3 separate regions of the Mus musculus genome follow, and all the other regions are linked to region 1. A link is a loop called in an ENCODE intact Hi-C map of the cell type or tissue named here. Cell type or tissue: left cerebral cortex. All regions are shown on one strand. Links, peaks and the distances in the headings refer to the core of each region. The heading gives the core; the rest is flanking DNA.

Evidence for each region. Peaks named below come from ENCODE experiments on the same cell type or tissue, not always from the same donor. Only the 100,000 strongest peaks of a DNase experiment are listed, where the experiment ranks them.
Region 2: a loop joins it to region 1, with 2.5 times the contacts of the local background. A loop is called at or near these places in 4 of 42 quality-filtered maps.
Region 3: a loop joins it to region 1, with 3 times the contacts of the local background. A loop is called at or near these places in 5 of 42 quality-filtered maps.

What each region holds. Positions count from the first base shown.
Region 1 is chr13:83,516,344-83,524,787 of GRCm38, reverse strand. It overlaps Mef2c (myocyte enhancer factor 2C), which reads right to left and starts at 45. Exons shown (of 11, transcript NM_001347575.1): 1 at 1-45. In left cerebral cortex, for the core only: no CTCF peak of the experiment used is centred there; DNase peaks (open chromatin) are centred at 1,000, 3,795, 6,348 and 6,648; H3K4me3 peaks cover 2,662 bases; H3K27ac peaks cover 6,775 bases.
Region 2 is chr13:83,106,028-83,114,471 of GRCm38, reverse strand. All of the region lies in intron 1 of Gm33073 (a long non-coding RNA gene), which reads left to right. Among named protein-coding and RNA genes, the nearest start is that of Gm33073, 10 kb to the left of the region's middle. In left cerebral cortex, for the core only: no CTCF peak of the experiment used is centred there; DNase peaks (open chromatin) are centred at 1,531, 2,764 and 3,618; H3K27ac peaks cover 2,958 bases.
Region 3 is chr13:83,121,639-83,130,082 of GRCm38, reverse strand. No RefSeq gene overlaps it. Among named protein-coding and RNA genes, the nearest start is that of Gm33073, 5.3 kb to the right of the region's middle. In left cerebral cortex, for the core only: no CTCF peak of the experiment used is centred there; DNase peaks (open chromatin) are centred at 3,461, 3,934 and 5,256; H3K27ac peaks cover 2,259 bases.

The sequences.
Region 1 (8,444 bases), core at 375-8,374:
GGAGGCGCGCGCGGGCTTGCGCATTCGCGCGCGCACCGAAGCCGCTGGAAGAGGAGGAGGAGAAAGAGGAGGAGGAGAGAGAGGAGGAGGAGAAAGAGGAGGAGGAGGAAGGTGGAGGAAGCGAAGGAGGAGGTGGAAGAGGAGGAGAAAGTGGTTGTCTGTGGCCGGTGGGATTAAAAGTAACCAGACTCGTCCAGAAAACTGTGTCCAGGAAGGAAGTGACTGGAGACGAATGGGAAAAGGAGAGCAGCTCATAGCCTTAGATAGGTCGTGTAAAAGAGCGGGGGGTGGGGGGAATGTAAGGATACTGGGAGGGGACGCGGGGGCGGCAAGCAAGACGGAGCACACGGGGCTGGGGTTCTAAGCAGCACGTACGCTCCGGTGCTACCCCTGTCCCCCAATTCATTTTATTCTTGCCTTTGCCTGGCGCTGCCTTTTCCTTTCCGTTTCTCTATCCCAACCAGCCCAAACCGTTGCCTCTCCTCCCGAGCTGGGGAAATCATCAGTTTCACTCTTGCAAAAGGGGGGCGGGACTAGAACCTCGCAACATTTTAATAAAACAAACATACTGCAGCTCCCTCCTCACCCCTCCAGTCTCAACTAGATTGATAAATTACTCCACTACACTACTTTAATTATGTATATGGTATGCAGAATAAATCACTGAACATCAGTACCTCAATCAAGCACTTTTAAATGATAATTGCATCTTGGTGAATCAATCTTTCCATTCCTGACATTTTGCTAATTTTAGTTTTACGGTGGGGTAATGGCACATGCCATACGCAAACCTAATGACAATTCTTTATTGCATGAAAGGGAAGACAACACGGGGAGCGGCGGCTCCCTGCCTCTCTCCCCGCCGCTACAGAGGACGCTAGGCTCCTGCGCGCTCGCTCCCCCGGGGAGGCTGCAAGCCAGCTAGCAGGAAAGTCCTTCTGAAGTCGAGATCTTCCTTCTGACCAATAGGAGCGCGACCCTAAGAGCTGCTCTAGTGACTCCCCCCCCCCCCGCCCCCTTTAGATTCTCAGTAGCCACTTCATCCTTGCTCCGGTCCGCGCGCGCCTCCGTTACTCACGCGTAAAAGCCACGATCCAGGATGTCTGCAAGCCTCGATCCCAGCGTGCGCTTCCTGCCCGCCCAGAATGTATAAAGCTTTTGGCCTTGAGAGTCAGGAGGGCTAGGCTAGAAAGTGAGCCGAAAGGATCCTCCAATGTTAGTAATAAATTAATTACAAGTTTTTGAAATCTCGACTTTATCCCCGGGCCATTAACTTTCGAATCAATCTGGACAAATTTACTGAGAGGACAGCTTCCTCGGAGAATGCCCCCTCCTTCCCTCCACACCTTACTGGACTTTATCCAGGTCATTAGCAAGTAAACCAAAAACAACTTCCCAAATGCATTAGGCTCCCCTGACCGATAGATAGCGGGTGACTTCACTTATCCTGAAGAGTTTCAGCTGCACAGGAAGCAGGAGCAGACACTGATAAGAACTCTTAGGTTAAGGTTTAAGCTGTCGAATAATTTTCCATAGTAAAAATATAGGTTAACAAAGAATTGATACTTAGAAAAAAAAAAAAGGTACTAGATATCACGACCACACCTAAAAAGCTAAAGATTAAATATATCAACTATATACAAGTCAACCCTATGCATTCTCAAAATAGTGAAAGATTGCATGCCAGGAGTACTGTAGCTTGTGTAAAATATGAACATTTAATTTTTAATACTATGATTAGAGGAAGAGAAAGTTCACAGAGTACTATAATGTAGAAGATACAAGAGTAGACAATAGTAGCCCATAGAAATATCTAGCTAATTAAAAATATTTTCGAAAGTATATGTTTAACCCAGTAACTGGCTGAATTTCCCGGGAAGCTCTCCAGTAGGCCTGCAGAGTACTATTTTAATGCAGAGGGGCATTGTGCTTCAAAAAAGCCTCCTGCCTCATTGTGCTGTTTGAAGTTAGTAGCTTCTATCAGAGCAGTGGACTCAACATTTAAGCACCCTCCGAAGGAAGGCTTCATTTGAAAGCAGAAAGTTGTTTTTACAGGCAAGTTAAACTACATGGGAACAATCTTCAAACCTCTGGCTCCTTACCACTGAGACTATTAATTAGTACTGCGATTTTATTACAGGAAAGCATGACAAGCTGTCACAGAGCACAAGCTTTGTGACATGGTGGGTTTTTTGTTTGTTCTGCTTTTGAAAATGGTATCTATGCTATATTGTATTTGCTCCTCTTTCACATAGCAAGTGTGACTACCATGAGTTTATATAAACAGAACGGCATGTTTAGAGGTACAAGCTCTGAGCTTAGACATGCTGCATGCTAAGGCATACCTAGATATGGTGATATAAATAAAAATTTAGATTATTTTTAAGGTTTACAAAGATCCTCACAGAGCAAACTATAAGAAGGACCAAGAGAACTTATTCTCATAGTGCTTTAAATTAGTATAATGAACTATAATGGCCTATGTTACATGACAGAATTGATATAGCCAATACATGAATTCAATAATGCTCTTCTCCTTAATTATAGACAAAGTTTCTACTTACCACAGCACACTTCAGTTTTGATTTATTTTCCTTCAAAAGGAAACTTTTATTTTTCCCCACCAGGTGTCAAAGAATTGTTTAGTAATAAGTATTGTAACAAACCCGTATTTATCAACAATATTGTAAACATTTAAAAGTATGTCCAGTCCAGGTGAGGATGATTTGAAACTTTGGGTCTGGAATGTATTACAGCTGGCCTTTGAAAAGATAAGAGTTCCCCCTTTGTATATTTAGCTTCTTAATGATGTGTGAGCAAAGTTAAGATTAGTGTTAGTTTTCCTCACAAACCTTGTAGCTGAAGTGGAAAATAAATAAATATATATATAAGTAAATAAATAAGTAAATAATTTAGTAGTAATCCATGAGATTGTTAATCCAGAGTGTGTTTTATATTTGTCTTTAAGTAATGCCAGACACACATTATCTCTTTACTTTTATTTACCTAAACTGGTGATCCTTGCTACCTAATGGTATTCATTTTTCTTGTGTAGGAAGTATTTTGTTCTAGATGTTGAGAGACTTAGAATGCTCTATCCAGTTTGGGATTTGTGGTTGTAGATGTGACTCTGTGGCAGAGCACTACTAACTTTTTTACTTATGGTTTGATAGTTTACATTGAAAACACTAAAAGTGTCTTCCTAATAGATAAATCCTTTCTAGGCCTCGGTTTCCTGGTTTGCATGAGCTCTCCAATTTTGTTCTATGCTTGAAAATAATCATAATTATTATATCTTTTATATCAGTGGGGAGTGAAGCTAAGGATTTAATAAAAGGAAACTTTCCTTTAATAAAGAAGATGAAGTGATGGCTAGAATTGACCTGCCATTAAACCACCTTTCTCCTTACCTCCCTCTCCCTCCCTCCCTCTCTCTCTCTCTCTCAATCACTAACTCACTTCCTCTCTCTCCTTCTCCCCCCTCTCCCCTTCTCTCTCTGAATGTGTGTAATCACAAATATTCCTTTCATTAATTATTATAAGTGCTTAATTTTAAATATAAATAAACATTAGTTATCTCATCCAAGGATTTATTTCACAATGCATTTAGACACCTGAAGTTACAGAGAGCATGGTGATCGATTGTTTCAGCTCAAAGCTAACATTCCAATTTCTGTTTTGAGCCATCTTACTTCAGCTCCCTTTCTTCTGCCTCCCTACATTAAAGCAGCAGTCTACGAAAGCCCTATGCACTGGGTCTGCCTGCTTTTAAGCCTGGCCCACGCTGGGTGTAGCTCTTGAAGTGAGCTTTAAAAAATTATTTTAAAGTGAGCTGGGGCGGTTGCCACAGCAACCTACCCTGAGATGAAGAAAGGATATAGATTAATCTACCCCTCAAGATTATTCAAGTGTATAGTATTTGTTCTTCAGCCAGAATACTTTCATCATAAATATAATTGAACATGAAAATTTAGAAAAATAAAAATCCGAGAAACATGGTAAGATTCAAATTCCACAATGTAAAAGATATTTTAACCTCTTTGTAGTTTGTCCTATGATGATGTACATGGCCACCTAGGAATCAGCTTAATTGTAGTAGGCACTTGCAAAGGTGGCCCTTGGAAGGTTTTAGGAGCTCTGAGCAACCACCATGCCACAGCACTGCACATATCATAAAGAAGAGCATGGCCATTTAACTGTATCACTGTCACACATGCCAACATTTTAAATAAATACTTCAAGACAAAGAAACTGGTGGCTTTCCTTTCGTGGTAAGTTTGTGGCAGACGATAAATGTGAACACTCACCCTCTGCACTTCTTCACTGCCACAGCCATTGGCCTTCCACGCTTCACTTCATCTCTCCAGAGGTTACTTCACAGTTTTCAATGCTTTTGTTGGCACCTTAAAAGTGTGCAAGTATATTAAAAAAAAGTAGTTATCTTCTTTAAAGCTGACATTAGATTCCGGTAGATGTGATTTAAAACTTCTAAAGTGGCAACACTTATTATTTTAAAACCCAAATAATGATCAATTGTAATAGTGCCTATAACTTTAAAAGTAATAGTGCACACTTTTTTATATTTCACAGATTCATGAGGTACAGTGTTATTCCAAGCTGACCACACAGCACGCAGACTGAATTGCTAAAGAATCTGTACTATACAAAGGATTTGTTATATCAAGGAAAGATTTCATTGTAGGGTTCATTTCCTACATAGGGAGCCTAGCCTTATCTTTACATTTCTACCTTTAATTTTTTTATATCCGAATAAAAATTACAAGAAAAAAGTAAAGTAAAATTCATCATTAATCACACTAGTAAAATTTGTCAAACAGGGAGATATTTGGAATAATATCTAAGTAATGATTTGTAATAATGTCTAAACTTTTTCAGCAACAGGCTCATTTTACGCATTGCTTAAAGACCCACTTAGAATGCTTTGGGATTGTCAGGCAGTCCTGGCACATGCCTTTAATCCCAGCACTTGGGAGGCAGAGGCAGGTCGATTTCTGAGTTCAAAGCCAGTCTGTTCTACAGAGTGAGTTCCAGGACAGCCAGGGCTATACAAAGAAGCCCTGTCTTGCAAACTTTGGGATTAATGCTGTGGCTTCATCAATGTATATGGAATCTCTTAGTAACAGAACCTTTTCTTTCCAAGCAGTCTTTAGTTGTGTAGAGCATAGAAAAGCGCTCCTGTGTTCTAATCTCTGTCTCAGACTAGGTTTCCATGGCTTTTGTACACACATGAATATTTCCTTGGCTTTAACGTAGGACTAGTACCCCCACCCTACCCCTCAAGGACCAACCATGGCTCAGCAGAACAGGGACCAATATCAGTTTTCCCAATTGTCTGAGCAGGACTTTTCATAATGAGGAGTCATTTAGAAAACCTCCTCATCTGGGTTGCCATCCTTATAATTTATTTTTGATTATATTGTGTCAGTGTCAGAGAAATGAAGAATCAGGGTAGTATTTGTTTTAGGGTTATGGGAACTGAAGGACTTATATCCTTCAAGCTCAGGCCCACCATGCCTTAATCTCAACTTGGTCTGGTACTCAGACCCAAGTTTTCTGACACATCCTTTTCTCTCAGTTCTTGCTTGGCTTTAATGTATATTATTAAGTTGGGATCACGATATATCTCCTAGGACCTCTTAACCTTACTCTTCACGAAATAAAGTCTGTAATAAATTATCTAACACCCCCCTTCCAAATTCTCCTCTACAAAGTATGATACATTTTTTCTTCTTCTTCCCTTCTATCAGTAAGTGCAAATAAGACTTGATTGGTAATTTGCTTATAAGTGTGCGGCTGACTCGAAAGCATCTATGGGGACAGCTAAATTTAATGGGACTTTACATCTTCTCTTCCCATTGTTAAATGCTTATTGAAACACTGGTTCTACTCCATTTCATATCACAGGAGACCTGAAATTTAAGGCGTAGATTTCTCCCTTTAACCCTTTCTTCTAGAGACCTTACTAGGTCCGTGCTCTTTTCATTTTAACAGATCGTAACCAGGGGATGCGATGGAAGTTTGGGGTTAAAATTTTCCTCTGGCATTTGGTACCCACTTCTTTGTTTGTGAAGCAGAGGGGCTGGGATTCAGTCCGCAGGGCCCCATAAAGAGCAGACAAGGGACGCCTCTGGTTTCAGCAGCTCACTCGACTGAGTTATTGATTGCAGGCAGAAGCAATCCCTCTGTCTGATTTGTGTTGAAAGCTGACCCGCTGGCTGGGCGGACTGGAGAGGCACAACGGCTGCAACGTCACCCAATTACTGCTGGTCCTCCCCTCCGACATGGCTCTCCCCTCCTATCTGCTCTTCTCCGTGGGTCGCAACTTCCTCCCACCCACTTTTCTCCGGCAGACGGAGCTGAGGGGGTGGGGACTCTTTCCCCGGCTAGTTTCTAGAGCTCCCAGGCTGCTAGTGTGTGTGTGTGTGTGTGTGTGTGTGTGTGTGTGTGTGTGTGTGTGTGTGTTGAGGGTAGAAGGGGGGGCGCTGCGTGTGCCACGTGAGTGAGCCCCGGGACGGGCGGAGGAGGCCAGAACTGCCAGAGCGGGCCTGGGTTCACAAGGGTTGGGCATGATGTCTTCAACAGCGGGACAGGAAAGGGTGTGCCGGCATGCTTTCGGCTGGAGAGTCTTGGTTTGGGAGAAAGAGACTGGTGGTGTGCTGATAAAGATGGAGCGTGATGGGCTCCAGAGAATGGAGGAGGGCTCAAAGGCAGTGGGTGTGCTTTGGAAACGCGCGGTGGTGGCGCTGGTGGAGTTTCTAGGAGGGTCTGTTTTTTAGGATCCCAAGAACATTTCTTCCCAGGAACTGGAGATGAGCTTTGAGAAATCTCCATAAACATGGGGGGGGGGGGGAGGGGCGGGGTCTGGAAAAGGAACCCATCACCCACACAGCTCACAAAGTGCTGGCATGAGGTCTGTGAGGTCTGCGTTTCTGGCTACCTGGTGCATCATAAGCACTTTGCAATCAGGAAGAAAAAGAGGGTCTTTGGGCAGGTCCAAACTCCCTGTCCTATAGCATCCTGGATTTGTAACAAATCTTATAGACTAATAGGAAAAGAATCATGGCCCCAAATTAGCTTTAAACTCTAATTAAGCCCCTAGGTTCTCAGAAATATTTTTAAAACCTTAAAGCCAACCACTAACTCCAGAAGGTAAGCTACCTCTGTGAGTATATGCAGGTCATGGTATATTAAAGATCACAAAGTAGAAAGAGAACTAGGATGCTAAGGAAAATTCACAGCAAACCCGAATGAGAAGACTTTCTTTCCTCTTGCACAACTTTCTTTTGTTACCACTTGGAAACAGTGTTGGGATATTGTGCAAAAATAACCATCAGGAGATGCAGAATCTTGTGAGGTTCTTTGCTTGTCTAGGGTGCTGAACCAAAGAGAGCAAGTGTAGTAGAGAGGATACATCAATGGTTTAGACCACAGGGCTCTACACCTCTAACCCAAAGAAAGATGTGTGTTCCCTACAAATAGGATAGATGCTAGACTAACACTTGGCCTTCCAAGTTAATCAAAACTAAAAAAAAAAATTATTCCTTCAATCACATTGTCCATATTTTAACTGCTAAATAGGCCTGTGTGGGTAGTGGGACCTCTGAGGTAGGCATAAAAATATGCCTTTTATTACATGGAGTCATTCTGCCATAGTTTTAAGGGAAAATATTCGCTTAAAACTGCATTATGTTATGTTGATAACAGGCAGATTTCTAGGATAGTCTGCATTTCTAAGGAAGTATATTACATCACATTGGCAGCAACGTGAAAAGTTTTAAAGTCTGAATTTTAGTGTCTTGCCTGCTGAGAAAGATACTGGGAAATACCCAGTCCATGTACCTTTTTGTTGCTTTTAAATAAGGAAGGTGGGTCAAACTCAGAAGGCCTAAGTGATCCACATCTCTAAAATTGGAACGAAGCTTAAGTCTTCTGATGGGTTCAGTATCTTTTCTGTTGACCAGGACATCTTGGCTGGCTTGGCCAGGGAAACTGACTGTACTAGAAGGTGCCTTGATAGCTTTTAGGTAGTTTTTTTTTTTGTTTTTGTTTTTGTTTTTTTTTAAGAGAGAATGCCTCTAAGCATTCACCCTAGAGAAAAATGCATTTCATAAAGGATAAGCTGCATGAGGACTAACACTGTCTCCCAAACCTAACCTGCACGATTGATAGTGTCAGACAGCCACATAATGCTTTTGCAAAGAGAACAATTGAGATATAATACTGTGTTTACTTGTACTTAAAACTTATGCAGAACTAGCATTATGCTTTTAAAATAAATGGTAAGCAATATAAAAGTAAAAGAAAAAGGTGTTATCTGAGGTGAGACTTGCTAGCCAACTATAATCCTCCTCACATTTGGTAAAATTATCTCATTCACTGACTTCACAAAGGAGGGATTTGGTCTGAAATGTTAACAATGTAAA
Region 2 (8,444 bases), core at 306-8,305, 410 kb after region 1:
AAAAGTGAAGTCTGGACTGCCTTGGAGATGTCCATGAAGCCAGAGCCATGGAGAACCTGTTGAAAGAAGCTGTTAAAAGGGAGTAGAAACAACTAAAGAGGAAGATGTATTTTGTAGTCAACAAAGCTAAAAGGACTTCGAGATCTGAAACATACTTTGAAGATGTAGAGCTTGGAGTTTTCTCAGCTGTTTTTAGCCATGGTCCAGTGTTTCTTCATGGTGTTCCCTTTTCTCCCTTTGGGACTTGCAATGTCTATTCTATACCACTGTTTGTTGGAAAGTATGGTGAATCTTTTAAATTAAATTTCTTTTAATTTTGATTTTATAGAAAATTAGGGTAAAAAGAATGCCACCAGTCCTCAAAAGGAGTGTGAACTTTATGCTTTTAAACAATGTTGAGACTGTGCTAAACTATGGGGATATTCTAAGTTGAACTGAATACATATTTGCATTATGATATGGCTATAAGCCTATGGAGGCCAGGGAGTGGAATGTGGAGGTTTAAATAAGAATGACCTCAAATATATAAGCTTATATATTTAACTGTTTGTTAGCCAAGGAGTGGCACTTGTAGCCTTGTTGAAGAAAGTGTGTCACTGTGGGTTAGGTATGAGGTTTCAAATATTCAAGCCTGCTCCAGTGATTGTCTCTTTCTGCAGCCTGCTGATCCTGACGAAGCATCTGCCTGCATGTCAACATGCTTCTACATGACAAGTGACTAAACCTCTGAAAGTACAAGGTGGCTCCAACTTAATGTGTTCCTTTATAAGAATTGCCATGCTCATAGTGCGTCTTCACGGCAACAGAATACAGACTAAGACACAAAGTGTGCATTGATTGCTTAAACACACACACACACACACACACACACACACACACACACACACACACACACACGAGACAGAGACACTTGAAAAAGCACTTCTATTTGTTGAAGATGTGGCAGACCGCTTGCAATGTTTTGCTTCAGGCCTAGTGTTTTCTGGGATTTCATCTCCAGGTTCTACATTTATGGCTTTGCCCTCTCACAGATGACAGGTTTGCTCAAGTGAGAGGAAAATAACTTAGGTGAATCCATATATTAATGAAGGGTAAAGGGATAAAGCTAGTAGTCTATGTTCAAAGTACTATGGTTTTAATTTTAAGTGTCTTTGCTCTCAGACACAGGCATAATTAATCCAAAAATTGATGCCCCTGAACTCCTTTGGAAAGTTTTCTCTGTATCTAGGCATTTTTTCAGTCAGCAAATTTCTGGAAGTTTGACATCAGTGAGTTCTCACAGGCCTTCCATACTTTGTTGTTGTTTATTCCACTTGACGAATTTATAACATGAGGTCACACTCTATCCATGAAGCTTTGCTTTCCATCTGTTCTCCATCTTTACTCTATTATTAGTCCAGGCTTCTGGGATTTTGATCCTGCTTCATTTCCAGGACCCTTGTTGACGTCAGTGAGCACCCTAGGCAGAGGACTGCATGGTAATCAGCATGGCTCCACAGACTGTCTACAGAAGAACGCTTGGTCTCTGTGATACTGTGCGTTCGTTGGATGAACTCCTGCTTACTTCCTATGAGCAGTGGAGCTCACACCGAATGTTTAATGCAACCTCCAGTACAGGATGATATACTTGCTTCACCACCTATGTGTATTGACTTTCTGCTAAAAGGCTTTTATCATAAATTTAAAGAATTACCCAAATACATCTCAGGCTGTTGCTGAGAATGCAAGGTTTTTAACTATGTTTCTCCTACATTGATTTCAGTTAATATATTTTAACCACCCCCTTATTTTACTATGCCTTTTAATTTGTTATTCATTTGTTTCAAACCAGAACTTTACAGAAGCACTCTAGACCCACAGGAACTGAAATAGTTTGCTTTCATTATCTGGTAGACCTTCTCGAGTCAGTAGCCCTGGCAGAAACCACAAAACTGTACAAACTGGCAACTGTGGGTTTGTCTGTTCTCTATTGATTCTATTTCTAGAAACACACACACACACACACACACACATCAATGAATAAGCTATGTGATGGTACTCTTTAAGCTACCATCAGAAGGGGAATAGGGACATTTTGCAAGCAGGTCAGGATGGGACCTAAGGTTTTTAATTTGCATTTATGCATGGATTTTGATAGCAGTTCTACAACCTGATTTGCCGAAGTCTATTATTTCTAAATATGCTATTAAAATTGTGGAGCACCATGAATCAAATTGTTTAAAATCTAATAAGCTTCATAATAAAATGCTCATATTGACTAGTTTGAATACTTACTTTTTTTTTTCTTCTGAGAACTGCAAAGCAACTCCACCATAATTTTTTAAGGGAAAAATGCACTTATATATTTTTAAAGACTGAGAAGCTGTGACCCTTGAATTGTTCTCCTCTGTGATCTATCACTATGTAGAGTGTTATTTACTTAATAATTTTATTAATTAATTTTGTTATATTGCATGCCCTAGTGAAAAAATTCTGAGTTTGGCTTTAATAGCTGTGTGCCCTTGGACCTTTCTTTTCTCATCCATTAAATACTAAATGATCAAAAAACCTCTAGTGACTGTCCTAATATGCAAATTCAAAACCAGTCTTTGACAGCACAGGAGAAATATCTATAGTGGAAAAGATCATAGGTAGTGGAGAACAGAATACTGTGAAGTACACACATGCCTTCATACACATATACACGTTCAACAGAAAAACCAAAATAGCTCCTCTCTCCTCCTCCCCCAACAATGACAATGCAGCCATCTGTTGGATGTTCCACTTCACTTAGCAGCTGCTCTCAGATACAGAAATCTGCATTCCTGCAGCTTGTGTGGTATGCGGGCAGCATGTGTGGGTACTAGAATTTGACACTCCCACCCAAAGGAATGGCTTTCATTGAATAAAAATGATCACAGGGGCTTCTTATTCTCCCACCTCACAAATGCCTGTTTCCTGACCATTGGTATTTGGGCTATCTCTACTCTTTTGTCTATTAAAATGACTGTCTTAGACATTTCACATCAAGCAAGGATCTAAAATTGAAGAGGGCACTAGGGAAGGGGTTTAGTAAAACTCGTGGCCTGCCAGAAACTCACTCATGAAGAAGAGGGAGCACAGCAGCTGGAACATAAACTTCCATATGACTTTTATTTTGCCCATACCCCCAGCAATGTACTTAAGTACTGAAGAATAACCATTGTTGAAGTGGAATGTAGGAGGCTTGAAAAGCAGCATTAATCTTAACATCAAACTTGGAGAAAATATACACAATGAACCTAAAATAAAGCATAAAATGAACTTTTCTGAATAGTCCCCTCCACAGACCATCTTTCCCATGCTGACATTTGTCTTATGCATATATGTTATATAAAGGCATGTCGTTTTATTTTTTTGTACTTATAGAGGTTGTGAGGAACAGCAGTTACAATCACAAACAAGAAAGTGTTCTGCAGTCTCTCGAAGAGAACCTTGTATAAAATTGGATCCTCTTTTGAGTGCATAATTTAGGACATTTGTTACAAGATTACTGTGGTTTTCTATAAATGTTAGTTTGCTGTATTATTTTCCATGAACTAGTTTTCCAAAACGCAGAATATTTTGCCCCCAAAACATGGAAGCACTAAAGCTCGATGAGACTCTGATTCATGGGGTGTCACCCAGAAACAGCTGGTCAGCCATCTGCAGCCCCAGAGTCCTCTTATTCTTACTATATTCAGCTAATTCTTTATGGAGAGGGGAGGAAGACACATAAATCCTGGGAGAAAAGGCATGGCTTGTGTGAGAAATGAGGACTGACTTGTGCCAACGAAGGGCTGGTGGCCTGATGTGCTAATTGGGAAGGCCTCCTCTCATGCACACTAGACTCACAACTCTTCACTACGTTTGCACTATTTTCTTTGCATCCTTTTCTTTGGAGAAGGGAAAGAAATGATGATATGCCATTGATTGTTTTGTGGGAATTGGTCCAGATGAAACCTCCCTCTGGAGACATAACCAAACATTTCAAAGCAGTCCTGAGTGTGCAAGACCAAGGACAAGCCTGGTATTCTGACCTGTGTGCTTGTCCTCTCATCTCTCAAGTGCACTAAACTAGACCTTTTTAAAGCAATAGATCTTGTGGTAAAGCATGTTGGGCATAACAAATAATACAAGATTAGGAGTTGTTTTTTTTTTTTTTATTTTTGTCAGAAACATTATGGTAAAAAAGTAAAATTTTAGGCAACATTCCTTTACTTTAAAATTGGTAATCCTGTATTAAAGTTGTGTGCACCCAGAATTACCTTTTTGTTTTGCTTTATTATTATTATTATTATTGAATTGGCAAGGGACCCTATTGGCAGAGGAAAGGATGGCTGCTGATGTTATCCTCTTCAGCCAGATGAGTATCCTTGAAGCAACTCATTCAGATATCCAAGACAGATGACGGTTGACTGTGTGGAATGGAAGCTGTTGGTAGGTGCCCTGGTGTGTGCTGCTCTCAGATGAGTGTAATGATAGTTTAACCTGATCCTGTGTGTCTCTGGAGAACATTTTGGCCATGGGGATATTTTTTCTTGAATCATCAAGCCCTTTACCCATTCTTCCTATAAGCATGGATATGCAATATTTCTCTCACACACACACACACACACACACACACACACACACACACACACAAACACACACACACACATACACGGACTATTCTTACTGGACTGAGGAGGAACCTTACAGTAGTTTTAATTTTTATTTCTCTGATAGCTAAGAAGGTTGAACTTTTTCTATTGAGAAATGTCTCTTCAATTCATTTGACCAATTACTATTTTTTGAATAATATTTATTTATGGATTTGTTTCTTTCTTCAGTTGTTTATATATCTTAGGTATTAACTACCTGGCGAGATTGTTTTCCCCATTCTTTTGTGTTCATTTTGCTGATTCTTTTCTTTTTTTCTGCAAAAGTGTGTGTGTGTGTGTATGTGTGTGTGTGTGTGTGTGTGTGTGTGTGTGTGTGTGTGTGTGTGTGTGAGTGATACATGTGTTCCTGAATGTGTGCATGAGTGTGGTTATGTGAGTTCCACAGAACATGAATGGAGGACAGAGTCCAATATTATGGGTAAGTCTTCACCTTTCAGCTTTTCTGAGACAGGATCTCTTTGTTGCTTGATAGTGCTTACTCCAGGCATATTGCCATCTCTCTCATTTGTAGACTCTATCTTGAATTCCCACCTCACTGAAGGACCACTAGCATTACAGAAGTAGTCTATCACACCTGACTTCACATAGGTTCTCTAGATTCAAACTCAGGTTCTTACCCTTGCATCTCACCCATTGTGTCACCTCTGCAAACTCACTGAGAAGCTTTTTAATTTCACGTGGTCTCATCTATGCATATGTGGCATTGCATTCGCTTCTAGACATTTCTTCACTGTTCCTATCACAGAAAGTATTTTAGTTATGATTTATCCTAGTAATTTCAGAGGTCTGTGCAAGTAAGTCATGAAAGGGTAACATATTTAACCTCTGTCCTTTGTGTGTGACATCCCCACAGACTTTTTGTTTCCAGGCTTTTGGCAATATTTTGGAACAGTGTAGGCACTTTAGAGGATGAAGTTCATTTGGTAGTAGCCATCACTAAGAGCAAGTCTTTGTGGATTATAACCCACAATTCTGTGCACCTGACCAACTGTGGCATGAGACTATAACATTCTGTTCTAATGTGAACACTATACCTTCTGGCTCATGATGGACAGACACTTCTAAATATGAACCAACATGAGCCCTCCTATCTAAGCTGTTTCTCTTAGGTATTATTGCCATAGCAACACAAAAGTGACTGATAAACCCAGTTGCTTGTCCTGTGTTTTACCCATGTACCACACAGCTGACACTCAGCTTCAGGAAGGTACAGACCTCCCACATCTGAATGCTTATATTTGCTCATATGCCAGGTTCCCAGCCTAAAAGATAGAGATGGGCAGAGAAGACTTTCCTATGTCTGCTTGTGCCAATGGCTCAGGGTAGAGCAAGAGGAGTAGATTTGGAGTAAAACTGCATGCACACTGAGAGTTGGGTCCCATGTCTCCACCAGCTGCCTGCATAAAATTCAGTCATGTGCCACAAGAATGTGTAAAGATTCGGATTCAGACTTAGAGCCTACAAGAATTACGTGACGCAGAGCAAGACATTATTTTTTCTTCTAGCTCCAGGGTTACTGTATAAATCTTCATATATCTTATATTAACATGGAGACTGAGTTCATAAATATAGTTGAATAAATGCTTCTTTGGTCCATCAACTGTCATTAATACCCTTTGAGCCTCCTCTTGGAAGCCTTCTGGACTCATCATGGGGTCTGTGCCTCTTTCTATCCCAATACATTCCGTGACAGAATTCTTTTATCTTCCTTCCTTCCTTCCTTCCTTCCTTCCTTCCTTCCTTCCTTCCTTCCTTCCTTCCTTCTTTCCTTCCTTCCTTCCTCCCTTCCTTTCTTCCTCCCTCCTCCCTCTCTCTCTCTCTCTCTCTCTCTCTCTCTCTCTCTCTCTCTCTCTCTCTCTCTCTCTCTCTCTCTCTCTCTCTTTCTTTGAACTTCACTAGCTTTAATAGCATTATATAAAGCTCTAAACAAGCAAGTTGTGAAAGAAGGAACATTCCCAGTAAGTAAATATGTCTTTGATGGATTATTTTAAATGGAAGGCTGCAAACTGAAGCTGACCATTCATCTCTGCCTGCTCCATAACAGACATGCAATGTGCTCCACCACCTCAAGCTCACAATGCCAGGATTCCCTTGCCATGGAGGACTATGCCCTTACACTGTGGGGTAAAATAACTCTTTATTCCTTAAGTTGTGTTTATTCTGTATTTTGTCCCAACAATAAGACAAATAACACAGTTGCCTGAATAGATGGACCAGAAAACAGGCCTTCATATCATATTTCTTTAACATTTTGCAGGTTTGATTTCTGATTCACTCTGACACTTACATACTTATTTTGAGTCAGAAGCCTACAAGAGCTGATTAGTCATTCTCTTTTCTTCATCATTGCGACTTGAAGAACCAACTTATTGGAGAAAGGAATTATTCTGCTTCTTAGTTTCAGAAGCTTTTATACATGGTCATTGGGTTCCACATTGAGTTATTTTATTTTTATACATTTTCTTACTAATATTGCATTCATTTCTTTTTTTCTATTAGTTTATTTATTCACTTTACATCACTATCTCATGCTTCTTTCCACCGAGTTCCCCTCACACTGTCCCTGCTATATACATATTGTGACAGGCATAGGTCCAGCCCATGCTCTGTATTTCATTGGTGGTTCAGCCTCTGGGAGTCTACAAGACTCCAGGTCAGTTGATTCTGTTGGAACTCTTATGGAGTCTGTATAAATCATCTTCATATATCTTATATTAGATATATGCCTAATGTCTATCAATCTTTCCCCAACTCTTCCATAAGTCTTCCTGAGCTTTGTCTAATGTTTGGCTGTGGGTCTCTGCATCTGTTTTGGTCAACTGTTGGGTGGAGCCTCTCAGAGGATAGTTATGCTAGGCTCCAACTTGCAATCATAACAGAGTATCATTAATAGTGTCAGGGATTGGTTCTTGCCCAGGTATGCTTCCCAAATTGAGTCACTCAGTGATGGGCTATTCCTTCCATCCACGCTCCATTTTTGTCCCTGTACTTCTTGTAGGTAGGACAATTTTTGGGTCCAAGGTTTTATAGGTTCCACTGTTTTTGCACTGTTTTATGTTGATGTACTTTCACCAGTGCAGGAACATGGCAGAGATCATTGATGGAACAAAGCAGCTCATAGGACATGGCCAGGAAATAGAACAAGAAAAGAATTTGATAACCTTTATTGTCATGCCTCTAGTGACCTATTTCCTCCAGCAAGGCCAGTCATTCTAGTTTCTACAAGCCTTTCTATGCCACTGACCCCGTGATTCTATGAATGAAGCTGGCACTGTCGTGACCCAACCACTTCCCAAAGCTCACAATTTGCCAGTTAATCCTTTAATATCTGAGTCTTCAAAGCTTTTCACAAAGAGTCTTCAAATTCACACAGGAATTATGTCTAGGCTAAAATGATAGCAAGCCGATATAGCAAGTGGTATGGTAGTTAAAACCATAAATGTTCAAATGAGATGTCCTAGTGTTCAAATAACAATCCACATACACATCTTACTTCACCTCCTGAGAGTTCACTTGACTTCTTTTATGTGACATTACTAAGTGTAACAGGGTATGCTATATAAAAATGTTATGAGGATTAATTAATTCATACATAAACACATATAGATATGATTGAGAAACATATATGCATCATGGCACGTCTCACTTGTATGACTTGCTACTTTTCACATTAGTAGTTGTATTTCTAGAAATTCACATTAGCAAGGCAAGTTCCATCAGTCAGCAGGAAATGGAATTTCATGAGTGCTCCAAAGGACATTGGGAGTAACTACTTCTTCTGCA
Region 3 (8,444 bases), core at 306-8,305, 390 kb after region 1:
AGTACATACATGCTGATTTTCTTAAACTGTCTATTACAAATTAATAAAAGAATATAATTTAAAATATTCCATTGGTTATATGTATAAAATCATAAAGAATCTAAAATTTCTTATAAATATTATTTCATTAAATTTCCTACTTTTATTCTAATTATGTTATTTGAAGTATTGTATCATCTGGATGGGCTGATGCCCTGACTACTCAGTAGATTAGGTATAGGTAATTTGTTTCTTATAGTTTGGAGGATACAAGCCTGAGGTCAGGTTGTTGGGTTTTGATGAGGACTCATTTACTGGGTCACCTCCTTGCATTCTCCTGTAGTGAAGAGAGGGTTCTGAGTTCTTATGAGGTCCCCGGGTTTATTAGATCAGTGTCTAATCTAATAACCTTATTCAATCTTGATCACCTCCTGAGGGACATTGACTCCCAAACCAGTTTCATGGAAGAGCAGCATTACTGGCTATATCAAGTAATTCTTCAGAGCTATCATAATTAAAATGAACAGGTAGTTAATTCTTATTTGATTTTTATGCATTTAAGCTGACATATATTTAAAATAGACTCCAATTGATTTTTTCCTTAAAGACATGAATATTCTCATAAAATGGAATTTATAAACATTATAATTATTCATTGCTATATTTTTAGAATTCATTCAGGTTTTTATTTTTAAATCTTCCAAACATTTTTACAGCTGTGTGGGTTTTATTTTTCCTTGCAGATAGTAGGTGTTTTTCATATGGTATATTTTAATCATGATTAATAGTATGTTTTTAAAAACTAACAAATGAGCAGCTTTGTAACAGTGAAATAGTCACTGTTTATTGACTAAGGACTGTGTTGGGGCAATCTACAGCTTTTTGGTAAGCCAAAATTGAAGCACCACATCTCCAATTACGTCACAGTGGCAAAAGTGCTGTCTGATCCATATGGAAAGGTTTCAAACTGTTTAGTTCATGTATCATAATAAAAATTACACCCAGTCTTCTCATTAAATTCTCATTGTATTTGTTTTGTTCTTAACCCAAGTATCTTGTAGTATAAAAAGGAAGCTTAGACAGGGTTATGTGTAGGTGTTACATTGTTCCTGTGTGCCCATAGAACCATCCCTCATAGAACCATCCCTAGGAGAAATGTTGACTTTGGAGAAATCACATGTGCTTTTTACCCATGTATTCTGGCATTGTCATGAAACAGCTGGTCGGTGGTAACTTGAGAAGGAAAAAAGAAGTCACAAATGGACCAAGTGAAACTTAAGTGTCATGCAGGAAAGCATAGCTGGACCGAGAAAGTTTTACTTTATATGAACAACAAAATAAACAAGTTTTACAGCTGATGGCAAGATCTCGGTAGAGTATACTGTTTGAAAAACAAAATGAAGGCAGAGTTTCAGCTTCCATGTGTCTAAGTTGACAACTACCTGCAATGATCTTGGGCAGGCCTCTGTTAGGATAACATCCAAAACATCTATGAGTAGCTAACTTGTAAATTTTTTCTATTGAATAAAACAAATGATAATTTTACAAACAGAGCACAAATCAATGTTATTTAGCAAATTTGTATTGGGGGCTTCATACATCTTTATGTGAAAGAGAATTATGTATTCCCTTTCTGAAATTAGACCAACAAGTCTTAGTGCAATGGTTCCAGAGCAAAGATTAGTATGAAGTCAAACCCAAAGCTAAGATCACACATACTACCTTCTTCTTGCCAATAGACATCTTCAACCTCTGCAAGGTCTGTTGTAATGTATGCCCAAAGGACACTGCAATGAATTTTCTCTTCAGATCCAAGACCAGCCCCTGATTTGCAGAAAAGCACCTGGGGCCAGACATGGTAGGAAACTCAATTTACCCTTCTCAGAAGTTGCTATCTAAGGATGAAATTACTCTTGTTGAAAGGGTAATTCTGCACAATTCATAGCCTCTATTGGTACAGTGTCAGTATCTGGCACCAGTCTAAGCAAGAGGCTCTGTTACCCAAGGAACCAGACATCCACCTATCTTTTCCTCTTGCTGCCATCAAGGCAGCTATAGCTACATTTAAGCTTATTCTAGAGGAATTTGAAAAGTTTTCACTTTGGCTTTAGATAATATCATTTTAACCATTCCAGAAGAGGCATATGAGCTATATAAGCAGAGATGCTGCCTAAGAGGAAAACACAGCAATCTTGTGTAGGAATTGTTACACAACAGTAAGCTCTGATGGTTTTTAAGTTGATGGTAGGGATGGCTTGACATTTTTAGAATGCCATCTCTTCGTTCAGAAAGCATGCTTAAATGTTGGCTAGGTCTCAGGCCAAGTGCTAAATGATATTATAATATAATACATATTATAATATATAATATATCATAATATACTATAATATATATTATAGTATATAAATGATATTGAACAAATTCAGATGTACTCTGGATGTTCTATGGATTTATCTGCTAATGAAGAAATGATGGTCTCTGAAGGTAATCTATAGTCAAGGGTTCTCTGGCAGCAAGAGACTAAGTTGTAAACATCTTTCTTTGTCATGTTCAAGTCTCACTAATTTTATTCCTGTATTTAAATTATTTCTTACCAGACAATTTATTTACTATTTTTTGGCTAGATATTTCTAATGCTAAGGAATATAAAATTTAAAACTTGTTTTAATACTTCATTCCATTCTTTATTAGTAGTGATAACGAGAGCAGGAATGTGTTACTGAGGACATGTTCTCCAAGACATCAGTTGTACTTGCTTAATTGGAATTGGAAGCTTATTACTCACTATTTAACCTTGCTCCTAGCCCAGGCATATATTCAGTCCATAGGAACCTATAGAGTAGGTCCCATCTAATACAACAACTACATGACAAAATGTTTCTTTGGAGTGACTCACTCAAAAAAATTCTGGGAAATTAAAAATTATTGACTTACTAGAAATAATCTTTGTATTGTATTTTGGTCACTTCCTATCACGTCCCAGGCCCATTCTATACAGTGAAGAATTGGAGCTAAGATTCATCCCATGGTGGGGAGGATGGATCCAAGTCTGGTTTTGACAGTCTCCATAACTGTAACCAGGGTAACGTTTGCATCATGTTTCTCTTTCTATGAATTTGGACCTGTATAGCATTTTTCCCCGGTGTTATTGGGAAGCTGGGTGGGATCATACAAAGCCTTTCATGTCTAACATATAGTCTGTGCTCAGTGTTGGGGTGGTAGATGAATGCGGAGAATTGTTATTAGAGAGCAGTTCTCGGCTTTAGGTGCAGGATTTAAGTCAGTCAGAGGCAGGACCGACCACACAACCCTTGTGAAATCTAAAGCAAAAAAAAAAAAAAAAAAGAAAGAAAGAAAAAGCTGTCTTTTTGAGAGTCTTCTTTAGCCATCTTGGATGGGTATGTGTGGCCCTAAGTCTGGCAGGGACTGAGCTGAGCAGAGCTGTTTGCAGCAAATCTGTGATGAGGATCTTCTGTCTTCTAAGCTGTGGGCGGCTCCTTCTTTGGGAAACAAGTTATAATCAGAACTTGGAACAAGCTACTCTCCAAACAATGCTCTCATTGCTTCTCCTGCCATTTAATTAATGCCAGTCTAATTATGTAGCAAGTATAGAAATAGGATTTATTCATATTTGCACCTATATTTGCCATGAGACTTGCCATGAGGTGTATAGTCATGCAAATTATATTCTTCTGATAATAACCATTGACCTGAATATCTGACCTTATTGTGATAGCTCCATTTCAGGGACACAGCAAACACATTGGTAAGACAATACTTACCCTAATCTTCATGTTCTCATTGAGGACTACTAAGGCTCGAACCACCTGTCTAGTCAAGATTGTGTTTTGCTGGAGGACTTAAATAGATTTTATCAGATAAGATTCAAAGGGCTTTTCCTGGTATTCCCATGCTTATCAATTTAACTAAAGAAGCTCTATGACCTATAGACTGTCACGTAAAAGTTATGCCAGCATGTGCTGAACATTCTGGTTTTGTTTTTATGTTTGTAAAATGAAATCAGGTCATGATTTAAGTGTACTCAAGTCCTGATTGGGTTGCTTTACAGGACCATTCGGATGCAGTAAGAAGGACCTGTTGTTTTCCAACATCATTTATGTTATGTCTGTGAGCATACCTGTCAACAAGCAGATTTTATTAGTAGAAACTTTGAAGAAAAGCCTGTTCTTTTGTTCTTTTACCAAAGATAGGCCTAAAAAAAAATACAAGGAAATTAACGCTGTCAAGGCACACAGAGTGCAATGCTAAGCGGGAGGTTGGAAACCCGGTTTTTGCTTCAGTCCTTTATCTGATTTAATAAACAATAGCAGTACATTGTTCTCCAAAACCTTTTTTGATTCCTTCGCAGCAGTGCTATTACAAGAGCCCAGACTACAGCATATTCCTATTTTTCCATTTGGGATCACATTTCCATAGGCTTCCCAGGTCAGCCAGAATCATGTTTATAAGGGCAGAGACAAAGAAAGGATCCATTTCTAGAGCCCAATTTTTGGATTATTAAGAAGTGATTATAATACAGACATTCACTTTTATTTTTTAAAATATTCTACAGAAATTACAGAATCTTAGACATTAACATGCAAAATTATAATCTTTAGCACATTTAACCCTAACATTCCTGTTGTTTCCTTCCTGGAAATTTCAGATAGATTTCTGTTTTTACCCTCGCTCTACTTTCACTCCAAATTTTAGCACTAAATGGTACCTAAAATGTGATACTCAGTAGGAATATAATGGTAATTGCAGGACCAGGAGTGAATGGGTATGCCTTGGGCTAAAATTTCTCTGTAAGAATAATTACTGAATGGCTGTGAATAGACTTGTATTTTTCTCCCTTATGTTACCATGTTACATAGGTGCAAGGCCTTTTTGATTCTTCATTATTTTGTCAAAGTTTTCCCCTAGAAGACATGACTTTAAATGTTTTTCAGATCTTTTATTTAACTAATTTAAATTCACAGTTAGAATCAGAATATATACTGTTTTAAAAATAACATTTTATGATTATTTTAAAAGTCATCTAAATAGTCAAGATAAGTGTACCAGTGGTAGTCTGTGCTGACATGGAAACACAGTAAGTCAAATGGCTTGCCCATACTTATATAATCAGTGCCACAGCATCAGGGATTCTGGTCTCCTGGTTGCTATGCACAAGACACTCTTTCCTACCCTGCACAAAAAGTAAACTGTTGAATGAGACAGAGCTCTAAGTAGGTGGTTGGCTGAAGTGATGAGGCAGCTATAGGGAGCAGACGATCCTCATGCTCTGCAGTTTATTATGGTGTTCCTGGACATCATGCTCCCTGGACACTCTCTGGAATTAGTCTGAAGTTATAATGGTGATTTCAAGCATGCTGGAATATAGCATCGGAGACCTGGGGAGGTCCAAGTAGTAGACTGGAATAGCTGCAGCTATTAAATATCTAGGTCATCCTTTATATAGGGTTGTAATTTATACTCTAGCTTCTGATTTCCGTGCTGACATAAGGAAAAAAAAATCCATCCTGCTAAAATGTAGTCAGATGGCTGTTTGTCTTTCCAAAACATTATTAGGTATTATTACAGAATGTGAACACCTTTCATTCCTGACAAACAGGAAATGTATGATGAACCATTGGTATGTCAATCAGAGTGATAGCATCAATTTTATGGTTTTTAATTCATCCCCACCTCCTGTGGAGCCTTTTGCTCATCCTAAATTATGAATCTTAAAAGGTACATGATTAAGAAGAAAAAAATACCTCTGCTTGTGTGAACTCCTGTGCAAACAGCTGAGCGGTAGATACTTAAGAAATTTGAAAGCATTCCCTAGGTGCTGAGATGCAAGTGAGTGTCCTGTAGTCAGGATTACCTCTATCTGCCTTCTCCATGATCTTTTGCTAATAACTTAAGTGTATATTTGTAATATATTGCCACTTTTGTATATTAAAAAATAATTAAACAAGACACAAGTAATGTAACAATTGTTATATTTTTCAGTTCAAAAAGCTTCTGAAATCTGTTTTAATTTATGTATTCTATGACTATTTCTTGAACTGGGATGTTTTCTTGCTTTTTGATATATTAAATGATGGGAATTTAGGCATTAATTAGATTGATAGTTCATGTAATCTTTTCTCTCCTTCTTTTAATCTTTTCTTTAAAGTATAATATTTAAGAACATTGTCAATTCAACATGAAGTGAAGCTTTGCAAAAATAAATAGTGTACACACACACACACACACACACACACAACTTCACAACAGGAGATTTGGGAGCCTGGGGCTTCTGAATCTGTCCTCTCCTGTTCCTCTCTTGTTTCTGGTGAGGAGCCATTTTTCTTGTTTTTCCTATGTAGCTCCACCTGGTCTCCATTTGTTGCCATGGACTCTGCAAATACAACCCACTTTTATGAGATCTGGGAGTGTGGCCTGATCATCCCTTGTTGGAAGGTGAAGCAGTAATTGGCAGTCATTGGAGGTCAGTTTTTGTCAGTGCTGACAAAAAACTGAAGGCTTCCTGGTTGGCAGACAAGTCTATTTGCTGATAGTACATGATAAGCTATTTTGGAGATATTTTATAAGAACTCTCACTATATAGTAGACTTTATGTTCAAATCACACTTGGTCATTTCCATCTGAGCTTTCCCAGTTTTGATGCTCAGCGTGGCAGCGTGAGTGCAGGAAGCCTTCAAGCAACCCATGTGCTATTCACTTGTACACAATTTCTCACTCTGCATTTGCTACAACTTCGTTATGATTCAGAATTGAACTATGCTGATTTTCATGAAGTCAGCGTTTCCTGGTGGAGACCCAGCATAAAACACCAGTGTGAAATAGTTGTGATAAATAGGTATGCAAAACTGCTTAATGCACTAAGGCTTCCCTTATAGGGAGGAAATGCTCTAGAGAAAAGTTGTCTTTTCTAGTGGGGAAGAAATAAAGGATTTTGGACTTGTCAGAGGAGTTTTATGAAAGGGCTCTTCCTCACCCATCGTTGTGTTTGTGGTGTTACCATATCCAAAGTATCCTCTCTTATCTTCTTTAACTCTTCTGTTATTTATAGCACAGTGCCTTGGCATATGAAGCCAAAAAGTTAGAGTGTTGAACAACTTGCCTTATCTTCACATAGATGGTGCATGGTAGAAGCCAATTTTGAACCTGTTTTCTGGTTCCTCCCTACCACTAGAACCTCTTATTTGATCCATTTTATTTGAATTTCTATGAAGCATATTTTATTATGAAATCCTTAAAGAAATGAATGTACTTATATAATAGGGACGTGCACATGGTACACTCTACCTGAGTAATTTTGATAATTGGAATTAATCTATTTTCTTCATCCAGTTCTCCTTCATGTGCAATTTAAGAATATGAATGTTTGTAATTATTTCAGACTTAACACAGGCAATGGGAACACTAGTTTATTAATATGGATGAAATTATAATATTCCCTCAAAATTCAAGTTTTGAAACCCCAAACTCTGGTGTGGCTGCATTTGAGATGGGGAATTTAAGGAAGTAATTAAGTTAATAAAATCCTTGTTTTGATAGGGCCATATCTTTGTAAAATGTGACATCACAGAAGGAGAAAGGGGTTTTGCCCAGTATGCAAACTCATGCAAGGATAAAGAGAAGACAAACCTTTACAAAACAACATTTTTATTGAAACTAAATATTTATAATCAAGAAACGTGAAATTAAATGATTCTTCAAATATATGGATTTTCATTGCTAAAACAGAAATTATGTTGTTTGTTTCTTAAGTTCTGTCCTTTACTTCAGTAAGCCAGAAATGCCAGCCTCACCTAATACAGTATTATGTGGAATCTTGAGGATGGATTCTCAGCCCTCTAGATGTGTAACAAAATATGTTCTCTGTTTTATGTGTGCATTCTAAGGTATTTTGTTACAGCAGGTTTGACAACTAAGTACCATAAATATGTATACTTTTGGAGTATGCATTGGTGTACCTTAGTCCCTTTGAGAATAAATTTCAGGGCTATTATATCAGTGAGATCAAAACACTGTCAACATAAAACAGCAAAATAAAGAAAATGATTGAATAGAATATAGGTTCTGTAATTTCAAGTAGCTGTAACTGTGTCTGCATACACAGACTTCAGAGAGATGAGCCCAAGTCTTGAAGAATAGACCGCAACTTTCTTGCAAGTATGGTACAAATATATGGCCCTTCTGCAGAGAGTGCAGTGACATGAGAAATGTGATAGAACCTGTATTCTGGAGACTGTCCAAACTGCTGAACTAAAGTCAATGCCCATAGAAGGACTGGGAAGATCAGGCTGGGAAAATAGGAGCCACTCTAAATTCTGAGCTTATAAATCAGACTTTGATCTAGAAGCAACAAGGAGGACATCCTCGGACACCCGAGTATCACCTGTGACTCAAGCTTTAGGGAATCCAATACCTTCTCATGAACTCCAAAGAGACAGCACTCAACTTTC